Regions from separate parts of the Homo sapiens genome. Here region 2 is linked to region 1. Evidence: read pairs that join two places in POLR2A ChIA-PET (ENCODE). Cell type or tissue: PC-3. All regions are shown on one strand.

What was found. ChIA-PET counts read pairs that join two places held together with the same protein. Peaks named below come from ENCODE experiments on the same cell type or tissue, not always from the same donor. Only the 100,000 strongest peaks of a DNase experiment are listed, where the experiment ranks them.
Region 2: POLR2A ChIA-PET joins it to region 1 with 13 read pairs; 3 of 35 experiments call an interaction of 5 or more read pairs at or near these places.

Annotation. Positions count from the first base shown.
Region 1 is chr12:94,334,436-94,342,435 of GRCh38, reverse strand. CEP83 (centrosomal protein 83) reads left to right here. Exons shown (of 17, transcript NM_016122.3): 12 at 6,772-6,847. Among named protein-coding and RNA genes, the nearest start is that of CEP83, 120 kb to the left of the region's middle. In PC-3, no CTCF peak of the experiment used is centred here; no DNase peak of the experiment used is centred here.
Region 2 is chr12:94,528,917-94,536,916 of GRCh38, reverse strand. All of the region lies in intron 2 of LOC102724960 (a long non-coding RNA gene), which reads right to left. Among named protein-coding and RNA genes, the nearest start is that of MIR5700, 29 kb to the left of the region's middle. In PC-3, a CTCF peak has its summit at 3,900 (motif pointing right); a DNase peak (open chromatin) is centred at 3,946.

The DNA.
Region 1 (8,000 bases):
TGGTTTTGTGTGGCTTTATTTGTTCTCTTTGCTTTTTCTGTATTGTTTTTGCAGAATATATGGATAACACAGAGCTAGACATCTGCTGTTATCCTCAACACTTGGAAATGCTTTATGTCTGCTTTTCAAATTCTAATATCTTAGTGACGTCTCTAATTATATAAAGTTTGAGTGGCTTTTAAAAATCATGTTCATTAAGTGGTAGGCTATGTTTTGAGACAGAGTTCTTGATCTGCATTACTTAGGAAAGAATTACTTCAGGCAGAGGTATACTTATTACTTACTTAGGTTTTATAACTTTATTTAAATTGTTAGTGGCTGTGATTCTAAAAGCATGAATCTGTAATAGATTTTAAGAACCAATCTTGTCTGTCCTTTTGCTTTTAGATGGGTACATTTTTTAGGACATATTCAAGACAGGTCGTTTTTAAATCTCTCTTTGACAGTCTCCAGAAAGTAGGGGTAGACCCTCCCCAGGCATCCTACTCTAATGTTTTATCCTATGATAATCCCACAGTTTGGCCAGTTAGAATCTTTTCTGTTAGAATTTAAGCCTGTTTCTCCTGCTTTGGGTTTCTGTTGCCATAGTGATAAAATGTTCAGCATTCTGTCATTACTTGAACACAATAATGAACTTGACCCTTAGGTTTTGTTTTGTTTTGTTTTTTAGTTTTTTGCTATATAAAACAGCTTTCATTCCTTTAGCTTTTCTTAAATGTGAATAATTTTCTATTCTGTTAGTCACATTGATAATTTTTCTTTGATTCCTCTGGAGTTTCACTTACAATGTGTAAATGACCTCAACTTATTTTAAAATAAAGACATAGTAACCAACATAAAATCTAGCAGGATTAAATTCACACGATTTGCATGGCTTTTTTTTTTTAATGTTCAACAATTGTGGTATTTTTTCCTTGACAGTTATGATTTACTGATTTATAAGTCCAGCTACATCAACCAGGTCTATTTTGATCATTCATTAAAATGGTCATAATTGCAGCACCTCCTATTTAGATAACCCGTGACAGATTGGAGACTTATCTGTGAAGCAAAAGGTCTTACTAAGGAAATGGAAAGTATAAATCATGCAAAGCAGAAATATCCATTTATTTACAAATAATATATATCTGTGATAAGTAGATATTAATCTATTACATATTAATCACTGCTTTGACAGATCCTTTATTAATTATATACCAGTCTTTTCTTTTGATGAAAGTGTTTTTTTTTTACCACTAGCTTATCATAGTGCCAAGAGTAATAAAAATTATTTTTATAAAAGTACTGTATTTCAAAAGGCTGCTCCGCTGCACATTTATTCAATTTGCAAATTAAAACCATGTAAAAATTAAAGGAGTTTAAATATAATAGAATATGTAGTCAACTTTTGGTTATGACAGCAACGCAACTCCAACTAATGCAAGCAAACAAAAGGGACTTTCTTGGTTTACACAATTGTGGGAAAGATAAGGGTTTTGCTGGTTTCAGGGACACCTGGATCTAGGAACTCAAATGCAATTAGATAATAGTGACTTTTCTCCTCCTTTTCTTTTATTCCTCCTCTCTTATTTTCTCTCTCCTCTCTTATTATCTCTCTCGTTTGTCTGCTGTCCTATCTCTGTGATGCTGGGAACATATGTTGAAGCCAAGAGGACAAAGTTCTTGTTAGCAAACTCAAGTTTAAAAAGTCTAGAGTCGAGGCTGGGCGTGGTGGCTCACGCCTGTGATCCCAGCACTTTGGGAGGCCGAGGCGGGTGGAACACCTGAGGTCAGGCATTTGAGACCAGCCTGGCCAACTTGGTTAAACCCCATCTCTACTGAAAATACAAAAATTAGTGGGGTGTGGTGGCAGCCACCTATAGTCCCAGCTACTCAGGAGGCTGAGGCAGGAGAATTGCGTGAACCTGGGAGGCGGAGGTTACAGTGAGCCAAGATTGTGCCACTGCACTCCAGCCTGGGTGACAGAGTGAGACTCTGTCTTAAAAAAAAAAAAAAAAAATCTAGAGACAAGTTTGGGTCTAGTTCACATGCTCATCCCTGGACCTACCACTGCGACCGTGGTATCAGGCACTCTGGCTCAGCCAAGGTTATATGCCCATGTCTCTGTGTGGAGTGGGTGAAGGAGGAGGAAGTAAATGATATGCAGTTTGATATAATAGCAAATAACCAAGGGGAATAGCAATAACCAAGGGAAAGGGAAGCTGAACATTTATGATATCCTGTAGTCAATACCCCCTTAATTTATTTTTTGCATGGCTTAAAGCCAGGGCTCTTATTTCCCATTTGGGGCTTTCTGTTTTTTTCTTGAGCTTTTAATGAACGTTTACATTTCATCAGTTTGGATTTCTTTGCTGCCAGTGTTGGATATTTGCTTTTTTAAAAACAAACCAAAAAACTATCATTTAATATATCCACCTTTCTACTTAGACTCCATCTTGAAAAGAATTATATTGGCCCATTGGACACATTTTCTCCCAAGAATTTAAACTGTGAAGTAAGGGATGAAAGGATATGTGTCAATGTTTGAAGGACCAGGCAGGGCTGTGGCATGTCTTTGCCTGTGATTCCTATCAATTATTGTATCCTGGTTTCAGTTTTCTAGTTCTCTTTTGAGTGGGTTCTTATATTCTTTCAGGAAAGTTTATTTTTGCTAATAATGGCCAGTGTCAATTTCCAGTGCTCACAAGCAAGAACCATGCTTTCAGAAGGTTGGTATAAGAAGGCTACTGCCATTCTCATGAGACTTGTAGGACTCTTTGACAGTAGAGAAATCACAGTAGAAAAATACAACTTCTATTGTTTGCCCTGTATGTTGCTTCCCTTTGATAGCAGGGACTCACATTAAATGAAGCCAAGAAGTTACATTAGAGCCTTTGCTGCCCAATATGATATTACTAGTCACAGATGACTGTTGAAACCTAAATTTAAATTAGAATTTTAAAAAATTAAAATTCAGTTTCTTCAGTCACATGAAGTACATTTCAAGTGTGCACTAGCAACATGTTGCTAGTGACTATCATATTGGAAGGCACAGATTGTAGAATATTTCCACCATCAAAGAAAGTTCTATCAGACAACACTGTTGGAGTATAAACTCAAGGGTAGGCATTCTGTCCTTGTTATTTTCTGATGTATCCACAACACTTAGAATGGGCTTAGCATGTATAGGTACTCAATAAATATTTGTTGAATGTCGAAATAGCATATATTGGGAGGCCAAGGCGGGCAGATTACCTGAGGTCGGGAGTTCAAGACCAGCCTGCCCAACATGGAGAAACTCCGTCTCTACTAAAAATACAAAAAATTAGCCGGGCGTGGTGGTGGATGCCTGTAATCCCAGCTACTTGAGAGGCTGAGGCAGGAGAATCACTTGAACCCAGGAGGCGGAGGTTGCGGTGAGCTGAGATCACACCATTGCACTCCAGCCTGGGCAACAAGAGTGAAACTCCATCTCTAAAAAAAGAAAAAAAAAAAAAGAAATAGTATATATCAGTATATCAGCTGCCTGCCACAGAAGACCTAGACCATGATCCTTACGGTTGACTTCCCTATACTTTGAAGGGAACTTGAAATAGTTCCATCTTAATGTTATTCCAAAGTTTCCATTTAAACTTATTTATAGCTACATTTTCTGTTGTAACTTGGCCCTCCAGTTCACCTACTATTTCTGCCTTCATAATTACTTCAAAAGTATAAAGTACTTGATCTCATAGTTAACTTTTCCCCCAACTTACTCATCCTTCACCCTCTGATTTCTCCCTATCACCTACTCATTAAAACTTTTAACAGTTTCCACTGTAGCCTCTGGAATCCCTATTCTGATACCAATAACTTTTTTTGCAATCTCAACATTTTTTTAATGCCTCTCCCCCTGCTGAAAACTGCTTTCTTCCTCTCATGGCATATAACCTGGAATGCCTTTTAAGTAGAAATTACTTTTCCTTCCTCTCTCCTGCAACAAGAGACCAAGAAGAGAAATGAGCATTTGTAAGCCCCGTTTGTGCTTCCAGTTCATTGTTTGAGTATGGTTAAAGTGATTTTTTTCTTTGATATTTGTGGCATCCAGTTTTATACCTGTCTTTTATCTCTTGCAGTTAATGACCTACAGTGTATTCCTTAACAGTCGCTGAGGACTTTGATATCTGGCTCAACTTTTTTCTGTTTTCTGTTTCTCTTACCATCATTCTTGGTGACTATGTATTCATATTGTTGAACTACCCAACACCTTAGCCTTACAGTTTATTCTATCTGCACTCTGGCATTCTTTTATCTTTATTCTACTTTAGCATCTTGTACACCTAGACGCTTCTTGGACCTTGTCGTCACCTAGAACTGATCACTTCAAAGACATAAATATCTTTTCTTTCTCTTATCCATGCTCCTGTCACTGAAGATACTGAAATTAGCAGTCTTTGGACTTCTCTTTTTCTTCCAGCCTATTAACCTGGCTCCCTTGCTTCCTTTTCAGCTTGGAAACTGTTCGATGTTCTTACTTGTACATAAGCTAAGGATATGAATTTTCTCAACTTCTTGCCATCTTATAATTCCGGTACCTTCATCCATTCTCTCCTCCCTTTCTATTTTGAAAATGTCCTTTTCCCCTTTACTTCTTAAGTGAACAGTGCTTTTAATCCCATCTCTCTACTTCCTCTATACTCTTCGTCACCTGTATCTTTAATTTCTCTATCTCGGACTCTTATTTTTCCTTCAAGATCTAGTTCAAATTGCATCTCTTTTATGTAGCCTTAACTTATCCTCTAATGAAAGTTAATTGCAGTTTTTTCTGTTCCTTGTACGTCTGTTATAAGGTATATTTTCTTTTGACTTACTGTGACACACCTTGAGTATTCAAAACCTAATAAAAAGAGATACTGTACTTTACTCCTAAATTTACAGCACTGTCTTTTGAAACTATCTGCCTTTTTGAACTTTAATACCATTAGTCTTATTCCTATCTTATTTATCTTAAGATTCATTATCCCATAGAATCCTAAATGTAATGATCTTAAATCATGGACTAATTTTCTCCAAAAAAAAATGAGTTTTAGATTCTAACCCAGTACTGCTTCAACAAAATGACCTGAAGGAAGGTCTTGTTGTATATCATCTTCTATAGTCTACCACAATGGTGCTCTTACTTAGTTCATATTTTCATTTAGTTGTTTTCCCCATCCTTTCATATTTTAATGAATTTTCAGATACTCTACCATTGGTTTCTTTGGCTTCAGCTTTTGTATGTAGGGCACTATTGTTTCTCTTCATGTCTGTGTAACCTATATAGAAAGCATTAGGCCATAACTTTCTTAACTGGGTCATGTTTCTTGTTAATTTACCAATTGTATCCAGATTCTCAACTGGAGCTAGGATATACTTAGGGCCTAAGTTTTCTAACTGTGGACCTGAGCTGGGACCCACAGTGTTCTCTGTTCCATTTTCATCTTCATGATTTTGTGGAAAGAAACCTTTATAAGTCAGTAACCTAAAAGCCCCAAGTTAGCCACCCTGCTACCTGAGAGGCTGAGGCAGGAGGATTGCTTAAGCCAAAGAGTTTGAGCCCAGCCTAGGCAATATAGTGAGACCACATCTCTTATTTAAAAAAAAAAAAAGAAGGCACCCAGTTGATAACATTCATAAACATTTAATGGAGGAAGTGCACAGAAAGTTTGAATGAGTAATCATGTAGCTAGAATTATGAAATAAGAATGTGACTGGTACTGACGGTGGAGCAAAAGGAAAAGGACTGGCCCTCTTTAGATTTATCGTTTCTGGCATTTGTATGTAAACGTCTCAGGAAGCAATGGGTCATATCTTCAGGTTTTTTATGTTATATTATCCAATCATCTCACACATTTAAACAGCTAATCCATGATTTGGGTTGGTTCGTTCAGTCTGCCAACAAATGTTTATTGAGTCCTTATTGTGTTTAAAGCACAGACCTAGGGTCTTGAGAGTGTTGTCTAGATAAACACATTCTACTTGGGCAGATAAGACATGCTAATAATACCAAGCTATAAATAGGTGCCAAGTGAATTATATTTGAGATAGGCGTTTGAAGAGTTTTGAAAGGGAGGAGGCTGAAGGGCCTATCCTGCCAAACCTAATTAGTGTAATGTCTTCCTCATGAGGTTACTCATTTGGTCACTAGAGCTGCTCTGCTTTTTAAGGCTCTGGCTGTAGATGTATTATTCCCTTTGAAGAGTCTGCAAATGTGTAAGTATTCATTCATCTCAGGGATGAAAAGCTCCATAAGATATTTTATAGAATACAGGATGGTGTGTTGTATTAGTTTTCTTTTAAATCTGTAGCCTTGTTAGAAGGAAAATGAAGTAGCGTGTGTCTGAAAGAATTTTGCAAATTGTAAAATACTATATGGATGTAAGTTGGCCTCTCCTAAACTAGACTACTTTCTGATACCTTAGCAACACATTCTATAATTTTCCATGAAAGGCCACTTTTTCAGGCTGTTGTTTATGTATATCAAAATCCTACCTGTCAGGTTTTTATCCATGTAGCGTTCCCCAGTACCCCTGGACAGACTTGATTTCTTATCCTCTCTATGCCCCTAGTTTGTAGATTTTCCTATCACAATAGCAGTAATTTGTTTTACATTTTTGTTATACGTGAACACAACCTAGTTTCTTGAAGTCTCAATCTTTGGTTGTGTTTGTGCTCTGGTGTCAAACAGGCATTCAATAAAATGACTCTTTAATTCAGTGAAATAAATGAATCATGGATTCTTAATAATGCCTTTTGTTGGGTTGTGATTTTTAGGTTAAAACTTCAGCAACAAATTGTGACTATTGAAAATGCAGAGAAGGAAAAAAATGAAAATTCTGACCTAAAACAGGTATGATTTTAGCGAAGATTTTCCTTTTATTTTTTCAAGTGCTTCTTTAAATTTATGTTTTGCAAATTTTAAAAAAATTTTGCCATCAGTATTTTTAGAATCTAACCACAATTGGTAACATATTGTTGGAGGTGATATGTAAAGATAAAATGTTTTAAAATGTTTAAACTTCTATACTTTAATAAGCTTCTTTGGCTAACTGCTATTATTCTTAAGATATATATATTTATTTATTAAATGCTGTGGCCCATGATAATTTTTAATTACAGTTATAAGGACAGTATTTTAATATTCAGAATTTTAAAAACTCAATAGAAATATCATCCAGGTTTTAAGTTACTTGTGTGATTGACTTGTAACTTTATATCATGAGGTATTTTTTGCTATATCCCTATGAAATCCAAGATTTGTATTTATGGAAGGAAATTTGTGTTTATAATTAAAGTTATTTGGGTTCAGGAAAGATTTGTATAAAGTTGGGTAAAACATGGAAGAGTGATCTTTTCTGAATTCTATTTTCTTTTTTGTTGTTGTTTTTTTCCCTATAAATTATGAAGTAGGATTCCATTTTTAGAATTCATGCTCATATGCGAGTTGGTACTGCTTTTCATGTGCAGTTATGGTTTCTAAGTCTTAACTAGATGGACATAACGTTTGATACTCAGAAGTTATTTAGTATCATTGGCATTTGGGCTTTCTGTCATGCTATGCATATGGAGAGGTATTAAGCTCTTTGAAGGTTGCTTATTCAAGCAGCTGTAATACAGATTTAATATTTGCCACTCCAGTTAAAAATAAAGAGTGAATAGTTCTACATGGATAAATTTATTCTAAAATAGAAATCTGAGACATACCGTTTAGTTTTATTCTGCTAAAAATTGCTCTGTGGACCTTCAGAATCCTATCTGAATTGTTTTGTTACCATTAGGAAGTAATGAGATTATTACCCATTTATTTTGTTTATTATATAAGAATCTTGTTTCTTTTTACCCTTGAATCTCATAATAGGTTCTTTTGATCCCTGTCTCTTGACTGTCTTTGCTTTGAAATGTCTTCAGAAAATGGCTAAGAGAGATAAAAGGAAGTGAAAGGAAAATAAGGACTTTTATTGTTTACTAATTGGTAAAATAGCTTGTGGGGGAGGTATGTGTAA
Region 2 (8,000 bases), 190 kb before region 1:
GTTGCACTGCCCTCCAGGCTGGGTGACAGAGCAAGACTCTGCCTCAAAAAAAAAAAAAAAAAAAAAAAAGATAGGAAGAATGTAGCTGTGTGTGTATCTTTCTGAATAAGCATGAAGTATCTGTAAGGATCTATCGGAAACTCATGACATCCACTGCCTCCAGAGAGAGGCTCTGGGTGTGAGGATGTAAGAAAGAGCCCAGTGTCTTCCTGGTACAGAGTGGATCACAGGAATCCTAATCAACTCAGCAAATGCTAGTTGAGGGCTGGCCTTGTGCCGAGCACAGTGGCAGGTGCCAGGGGTGCAGCAGTTAATAGAGCAGACAAGTGTCCTGCCCTCCTGGAACTTACACCCTAGAGAATGAAACAGGCAATAAACAAGTAAGATAGATGGACAAACAGTCCGCTACACAGAAAGAAAAAGAGGTGCAGTGCTTGAAGAAAGTTAAAAATGGCACATGGAAAGGGTAAATGGGGTTGGCGTATCTATTATTTACATGGGGTGGTGGCCAGGGAAAGTCTCGTGTCATCCAGATATCAGGGGTGCAAGTATCCAGGACACAGCAAGTGCAAAGAGCTGACATAGGTATGATTGAGGAAGAGTGAGGAAGCCAGTGCGGCTGAAGCAGGGAGAGGGAAAGGGACTGAGGCCGGCGCTGGAATGTGTCCCTGCATCAACTGTTCTCGGGCACAGTGCAGGCTGCCTGGGCCTGCTGGGGGTGGTGTGAACTGTAGAAGAGAAATGGGTTGGGACATCCAACATTCTCAGTGATGCCTGTCTCTTTTTAGCCAATGGGTGTAATGACTTCTCTCTGAAATAACTTTCTGGGACAAGGCAGCCCTTTGACAATTCTAGTACCACGTCCCAAACATAGCGCTTGTCCCCGTAGCACAAAAGCCATCCTCCTTTCTCTTAGAGAGCCTGTGTGTCTTGGAAGGAAACAGATGCAAACATCTCTTCTAATATTGGCTGTTCCTGAGCCTATATGTTCCAGAAGTGGTCACAGATCAAACAGCCTTCTGCCCTTCTGTTTGGAAAGACGGCTGGGCCCCCAGGGAACCCCGGCTTCCACCGGGGGTGCACTTTCTCTGTGTGACATGTGCTATGTCAACTTTCTAGTCACAGTGGGTCCTCGTTCTTTAAGACAACAAATCCCCAGGGGAAGCGGGTTGACTCCTGCATAATTGGACAGTTGGCTGTATCCAGAGAGGAGTGTTTACAGAGCACATCAAGAGCCAGCCTGGGGACCCACGTGTTTGCTCAGTATCCACACGGCAAACAGCAAGAGCCTCCCTTGAATGGAGGGGTCAGGAAGGGATTTTCCTCAAATCTAAGTAAGCCTCTGGGGTGACAGCTCATTCAAAAGGCCATGGTGTAGGAAAGAGTGTCCTGGAATATGGGTGCCAGACCTTTGTCGTCTGGAGTGGACACAAAGAGTCTTTGCTCTCCCAGTTTGCTTTCTAGCAACAGAATCGACCCGGGGATACTGAGGGGGACCTGGGCCTGTTTCAGGGTCTAAGTGTCTGGAACCAGAACCCAAGGCCAGCTGTCAAGCAGGGGGCGGAGAGAAGGAGGGTGGCCCACTAGCTGTGCTCATAACAGAGGCCCAAGGCTTTTACGCGCATGATTAGTGATGAGCCGGTTGCCTGGCAACCGCAGCCCCTTCCCCCTTCTATCCATACCCCTCAGGCGGCATGTAATGTCTGTGACATTTTTCTTTTCATAGCGGAGACAGGGAATCGCCCCCTTCATTAGCTGAAGATGGTGCCCACCCGCCCATCCCCCCTTAGTAGCTTATTGATCTGACTCCCGATTTGAAATCATCTCCTCAGAGCAGTTAATTATTCATCGCATAGAAGACTGATTGCTGTGCCAAGATGACCTCACAGACAGGAGTTCATGGAAGGGAAGGGTTTAGACCAAGACCTGGCACACAGGAAGAGAGGTATAAAAATGAGCTGTTAAAAGAATTACCAGTATCTCTTTCTTCTAGGAAATCCCAGTCCTAAGATCTACACTGGCCAGACTTCACTGTTTTCAAAGAGCTTCACTGTTTTCTCTCAGCTTCTCAGAATACTGCAGCCAGAGATCTCTTCCCCTCTGCCCCCTGTAGCCAACTGCCTCAGCTTACAGACAGTGAATCTGAGGCCCAGTGAATGAGGCAGTGACTTTGCCGAAGTCACATAGCTCATGACGCCAGGGCTAGAAATACAGACCTCCTGTTCCTCAGTCTCTTCCTACTACACCTCTAGCCCTCAAAATTTAGCATGCCTAACAATTCTACCAGGAGTCACTCAAAAATGCAGATCTAGGAGCCCCTCCATGGCGCCATATTGGCTTCCCAGAGCTGCTGAAACAAATAATTACAAACTTAGTGGCTTAAAACAACACGGATTAATCATCTACAGCTTTAGAGGTCAGAAGTCCTAAAGTGGGTCTTGCAGGGCTGGGAGTGAGGTGTTGGCAGCTCTGAGTTCCTCCTGGAGGCTCTGGGGGAGGATCTCTTCCTCGCCTTTTCCAGCGTTCAAGGCCACCTTCATCCTCAGTGCGTGGTGTTTCCCTCCAATCCCTTCTCCTCATCACATCTCCGCCTCTCCTGCCTCCCTCTTCCCTTTGTTAGGACCCCCATGATCCAGTGGGCCCACCGGGGTAATCGAGGATAATCCCCCCATCTTAAGATTCTTAATTTAGTCGCATCTGTTAGGCCCTTTTCCCATGCAAGGTCACATATTTGCAGGTTCTGGGAACCGGGACATGGACACCTTTGGGGGTTCATTATTTTGTTTCTCCTGCCACGCCTCTGAGGCAGGATTCTGACTCAACCTCCTGGGCTAAAACCTAGGAATATTCATCTGAAACAACTCTCCTTCCGATTGGGAGGCAGGGGCTCCTGGAGCCTGGAGGGAAAGGCTGCGCCACACCCGCTGCAGTTGGAGGTGTCTCTTCTCGAGAAAGTGACTAGCAGGGCAAGTCACTATCCCATTTTATAAGATAGGAAACTCAAGGGAATGGTGAATTTCTAGAGAACAGTGAGAACAGTGAATTTCTAGTCCAAGGTTCCACAGCTAGAGCTGAAATTAATTAATTAATTAATTTATTTATTGTACTTACTTATGTATTTATTTTGAGAGGGAGTCTGTCACCCAGGCTGGAGGGCAGTGGCACGATCATGGCTCACCACAACTTCTGCCTCCCAGGCTCAAGTGATCCTCCCACCTCAGCCTCCTGAGTCGCTGGGACTACAGGCAGGCACCACCACGCCCACCTAATTTTGTATTTTTTGTAGAGATGAGGTCTCACTGTGTTGTCCAGGCTGGTCTCAAACTCCTGGGCTCAAGCGATCCTCCTGCCTCAGCCTCCCAAAGTGCTGGGATTATAGTGTGAGCCACTGCATCTGGCCTGGAGCCAGAGTTTAGACCCAAATCCCCTATTTCCACACCCTCTGTTCTTTTTACTACAGCACAGTCACCACCTAAATTCTCCCTCTATTGTGTAAACACAGTATGGTGGGGACTGCCCCCCTCATCTCACAGACAAAGATACCGTGGCACAGAAGGGGTCCAGCCACCTGCCCAAGGCCTGCTGCCTGGCTTCTGGCCGAAGCGCCACTGACCCGGGAAGCCCTGGACAGATCAGGCATCTCCTTCACTTTCTCCCATGGAGATTTTATCCCTACTCATCTGCTGAGAAACACTTTTTAACACAGAATGAGATTGATGTGGTAGACTCATTTCAAATACACGGAGCAGAAACAAACTCGGAGCCTTTTGGTGGATTATCTGTGTGGAGCAGACTGATGGCAATTAGGGGTTTGGGGAGACGGCAGGTGGGGGTGACAGGCTCTTCTATCCCTGTCCCATGAGGAAACCTAACAAAGGAGACCCTCCTCGCCGGTGCGCAAGTGTGTGAGTCAGCGCCAGGGGGCAGAGTTTGTCCAGGAATGAGAATGCACACGCCACTGTGCTTTGGCTTAAGGGTGATGTTAAGAAGGACGAGATTCTGGTGTGCAGGGTCATTGCCTTTAGTACAACCTTAGCCAATAGGTTTCTAATTGGGCCATTTATCTGGAAATAAGTGTGACATAAGAGCCCTGGAGGGTGGGTTGAGAGCAGATGCAAAGTGACTAAAGAGCATGCCACGAATGCATTTTTATAGGGTCAATTGTCTCATAATCTTTGTGTTCTCTTTTGGTGTGAATTAAATTCTGACCACTACTTGGCAATTTGTCAGAAGGCAGTCAGCTTAAGTATTGAGAAACACTGAATAATATTTCAAGAGTTTTCTAGTACATGGCCTCTGCAGCTGGAAAACATTAAAAAAAAGTTCACTTGTTTTTTCTTTTTTTCTTTATTATTCTTATTTATTTATTTATTTATTTATTTATTTTTTTGAGGTGGAGTCTCGCTCTGTCGCCCAGGCTGGAGTGCAGTGGCACGATCTTGACTCACTGCAAGCTTCGCCTCCCGGGTTCACGCCATTCTCCTGCCTCAGCCTCCTGAGTAGCTGGGACTACAGGCGCCTGCCACCACGCCCAGCTAATTTTTTGTATTTTTAGTAGAACCGGGTTTCACCGTGTTAGCCAGGATGGTCTCGATCTCCTGACCTTGTGATCCACCTGCCTCGGCCTCCCAAAGTGCTGGGATTACAGGCGTGAGCCACTGCACCTGGCCTTATTTATTTATTTTTTTGAGAGGGAGTCTCACTCTGTTGCCCAGGCTGGGTGGAGTGCAGTGGCGCAAACTCGGCTCACTGCAACCTCTGCCTCCTGGGTTCAAACGATTCTCCTGCCTCAGCCTCCCCAGTAGCTGGGACTACAGGAGCACACCACCTCACCTTGCTCATTTTTGTATTTTTAGTAGAGACAGGGTTTTATCATGTTGGCCAGGCTTGTCTCCAACTCCTGACCTCAGGTGATCCACCCCCCTTGGCCTCCCAAAGTGCTGAGATTACAGGTGTGAGCCACTGTGCTCAGCCTTATTATTATTATTTTTGAGACAGGGTCTTGCTCTGTTGCCCAGGCAGGAGTGCAGTGGCACGATCATAACTCACTGCAGGCTCCCACCTCAGCCTCCCCAGTAACGAGGACTACAGGTGCACACCACCACACTTGGCTAATTTTTTTTCTTTTTTTTTTTTTTTTTGGTAGAGACAGGGTCTCACTATGTTTCCCAGGCTGGTCTTGAACTCCTTGGATCAAGCAACTTTCTGGCCCCAGCCTCCCAAGCATTGGGATTATAGGTGTGAGCCACTGCACCCAGCCAATTTATTTTCTATTTTATTTTTAATTTTTTGCAAATTAATGTGATTATGCACACACAGTAGCTGTAGAAGCTTCTCCTCACATCTGCCCCCATGCCGTCCCAGCCCCTGAGTGGGACAGTCCCCACAGAGGTGGAGGCAACAGAGCACACTGGGTACGTTGCTTGGGAATTAACCCCAACGACACACAATTCAACCATCTGCGAGGCAGCGACATTTGGACAGATTTGAATTATCAGTAGCCTGAGGATGCTCTCTTTTTTAGAACAATAACTACCATTCATGAGAACTCCTTAGGCACCAGACACTGGGGCTTCCCTTGTAGAATCTCATCTAGGCAATAAAACGATTCTGTAAAGTAGATGCTATTATTATTATCCATATTTTACAGTTGAGGAAACTGAAACTATGAGGGGCTAAGAAAGTTGTTCAAAATTACCCAGCTAGGTGAGCTGGGCATAGTGGCTCACACCTGTAATCCCAGCACTTTGAGAGGCTGAGGCAGGCAGATCACTTGAGGCCAGGAGTTCGAGATCAGCCTAGGCAACATGGTGAAACCCTGTCTCTACTAAAAATACAAAAATTAGCTGGGTATGGTGGTGCATACCTATAATCCCAGCTATTCGGGAGGCTGAGGCAGGAGAATCGCTTGAACCTGCGAGGCAGTGGTTGCAGTGAGCTGAGATCGAGCCACTACACTCCAGCCTGGGCAACAGAGTGAGACTCTCTCTCTCACACAACAACAACAGCAACAACAACATTTACCCAGCTAGGAAGTGGTTCAACCAGGCCTCAGACAGAGCCATCTGACCCCAAAGCCCAGGGACTTAGCTCCTGTTTTCCTAGAAGCCTAAGCAATCCTAGCCCAATGGAAAAAAACCTGCTCATAGATTCTGACACTTTACATTCTAATTTGAACATGGTGCTGATTTGGTGGGTGGCCTTAGAGAGGTGACTTCATATCTCGATTGAATCTTAAGATCTTAGGGTGAGACAAATGCTTCATAACTCAACTGGCCGGAGTACATATAATATGACTTCTATGTTGGGGACATTTGGATCATCAAGAGCCCACACTAGTATGTGGAGTCAGGGGCCATCGACAGCTCTGAGATCTATAGGAAGCTGGCACTGGGGTCAGAAGGAAGTTTCTATAAAATGGAAATGTAATGGGATGATGTGAGGTATGAGTAGAATTATTCTCTCAAGCTCCTGGTTGCTAAAAGGTACAAAGAATGTATCAGTCTGCCCACAGGCTCAGGTTTTGGAGCTGGGGACTTGGCAGAGGATGGTCACGTGTTGGGCAAAGAGAAGTAGGCATTGGAGAGATGTTGCACGAGGCCATCAGCTGGGGTCAGCTGGAAGAGGAAGGCCACATGTCCCAAGGGACCCCTGGGAGCTGCTTGGGCATTTAGTGCCAGGGCAAGTCTTGGGGACCACTTGCTAAGCCATGGAGACCAACAATTCTGCCATAGGCAATCACAAAAGAACATATTCAACTTTCTCTTTTCTTCCTTTTCCCCCAAAGCTACAGGGGAAAGCACAGGCAAGAATCGGGTGGGAGAGAAGTAGACCATGTCTCCACCCCGCCACTCCCAAATCTTTTAAAGCCATGAGTCTAGTCTGCACTAGAGGCGAGGAGGAAAGCTTTGAATCCAATATAAGAATGAAATTTTACATTGAACAGAGTTGAATCTTAATAACTGGAGAGAAACTGTTGTGATAACTAAAATGAAAAGTTGTAGAATCAGACTGGGATATATGTAGCTAATGGAGCCTGCTACCCAGTGGGAAAGAGAGGTTCCACAGAGCATAATTGATTGATTTTATTGGGGTAAAAAAATTACTTCATGTTTATCTTCCCAGAGAATTGACAATCTTTACTAAACCTGTTACTCAAAGGTGAATCAATAAATATATGTTCTGCCACGGGTGAAAGACTACAAGCCTGCCTTTTTACACTGCACAGTTAGTTCCTATGTGTGTGGGATGATCACATGGTTCTTTGGGACTTCAGTCTTGCAGAAGTGTCTTGGGTACCTCAGATAATGGTGGGGAAAGCCAAGAGTTTCTCTTTTCATCAAATTTGTAATTGTAGTTCGTTCTTCTGCTCCCACACAAGTATTGGGTTAGAATATTCATCTTAAGTGCCCTTCCTCTGCTCAGAGACTTCTGCCCCCTGAGACGTCTGGATCAATACCGACTCCCAACCTCTGACACCTCTCCTCACCCCCACTCTCCACCTCTACCTCGACCATGTCTGCCTGCCTGCCTGCCTGCCTTCCTTCCTTCCTTCCTTCCTTCCTTCCTTTTTTTTGAGATGAGGTCTCACTCTGTCACCCAGGCAGGAGTGCAGTGGTGTGATCTCAGCTCACTGCAACCTCTGCCTCCCAGGCTCAAGTGATCCTCCCACCTCAGCCTCCTGAGTAGCTGGGACCACAGGTGCATGCCACCACGCCCAGCCATGTTTTTGTATTTTTGGTGGAGATGGGGTTTCGTAGTGTTGCCCAGGCTAGTCTGGGACTCTTAGCTCAGGTGATCTGCCCGCCTCGGCCTCCCAAACTTCTGGGATTATAGGCGTGAGCCACCTCGCCTGGCCTCCCTCCTGAACTTTCAGCACTCAGCTTGAGCTCTGGGCTTCAGAAGGGCTATACAAACGAACTTAAATTGTAGTCATAATGGTGATAATCTCACCTCAACCCTGAGTTCCTGCCACTCCTTGACTATAGATTTAGGCAGTA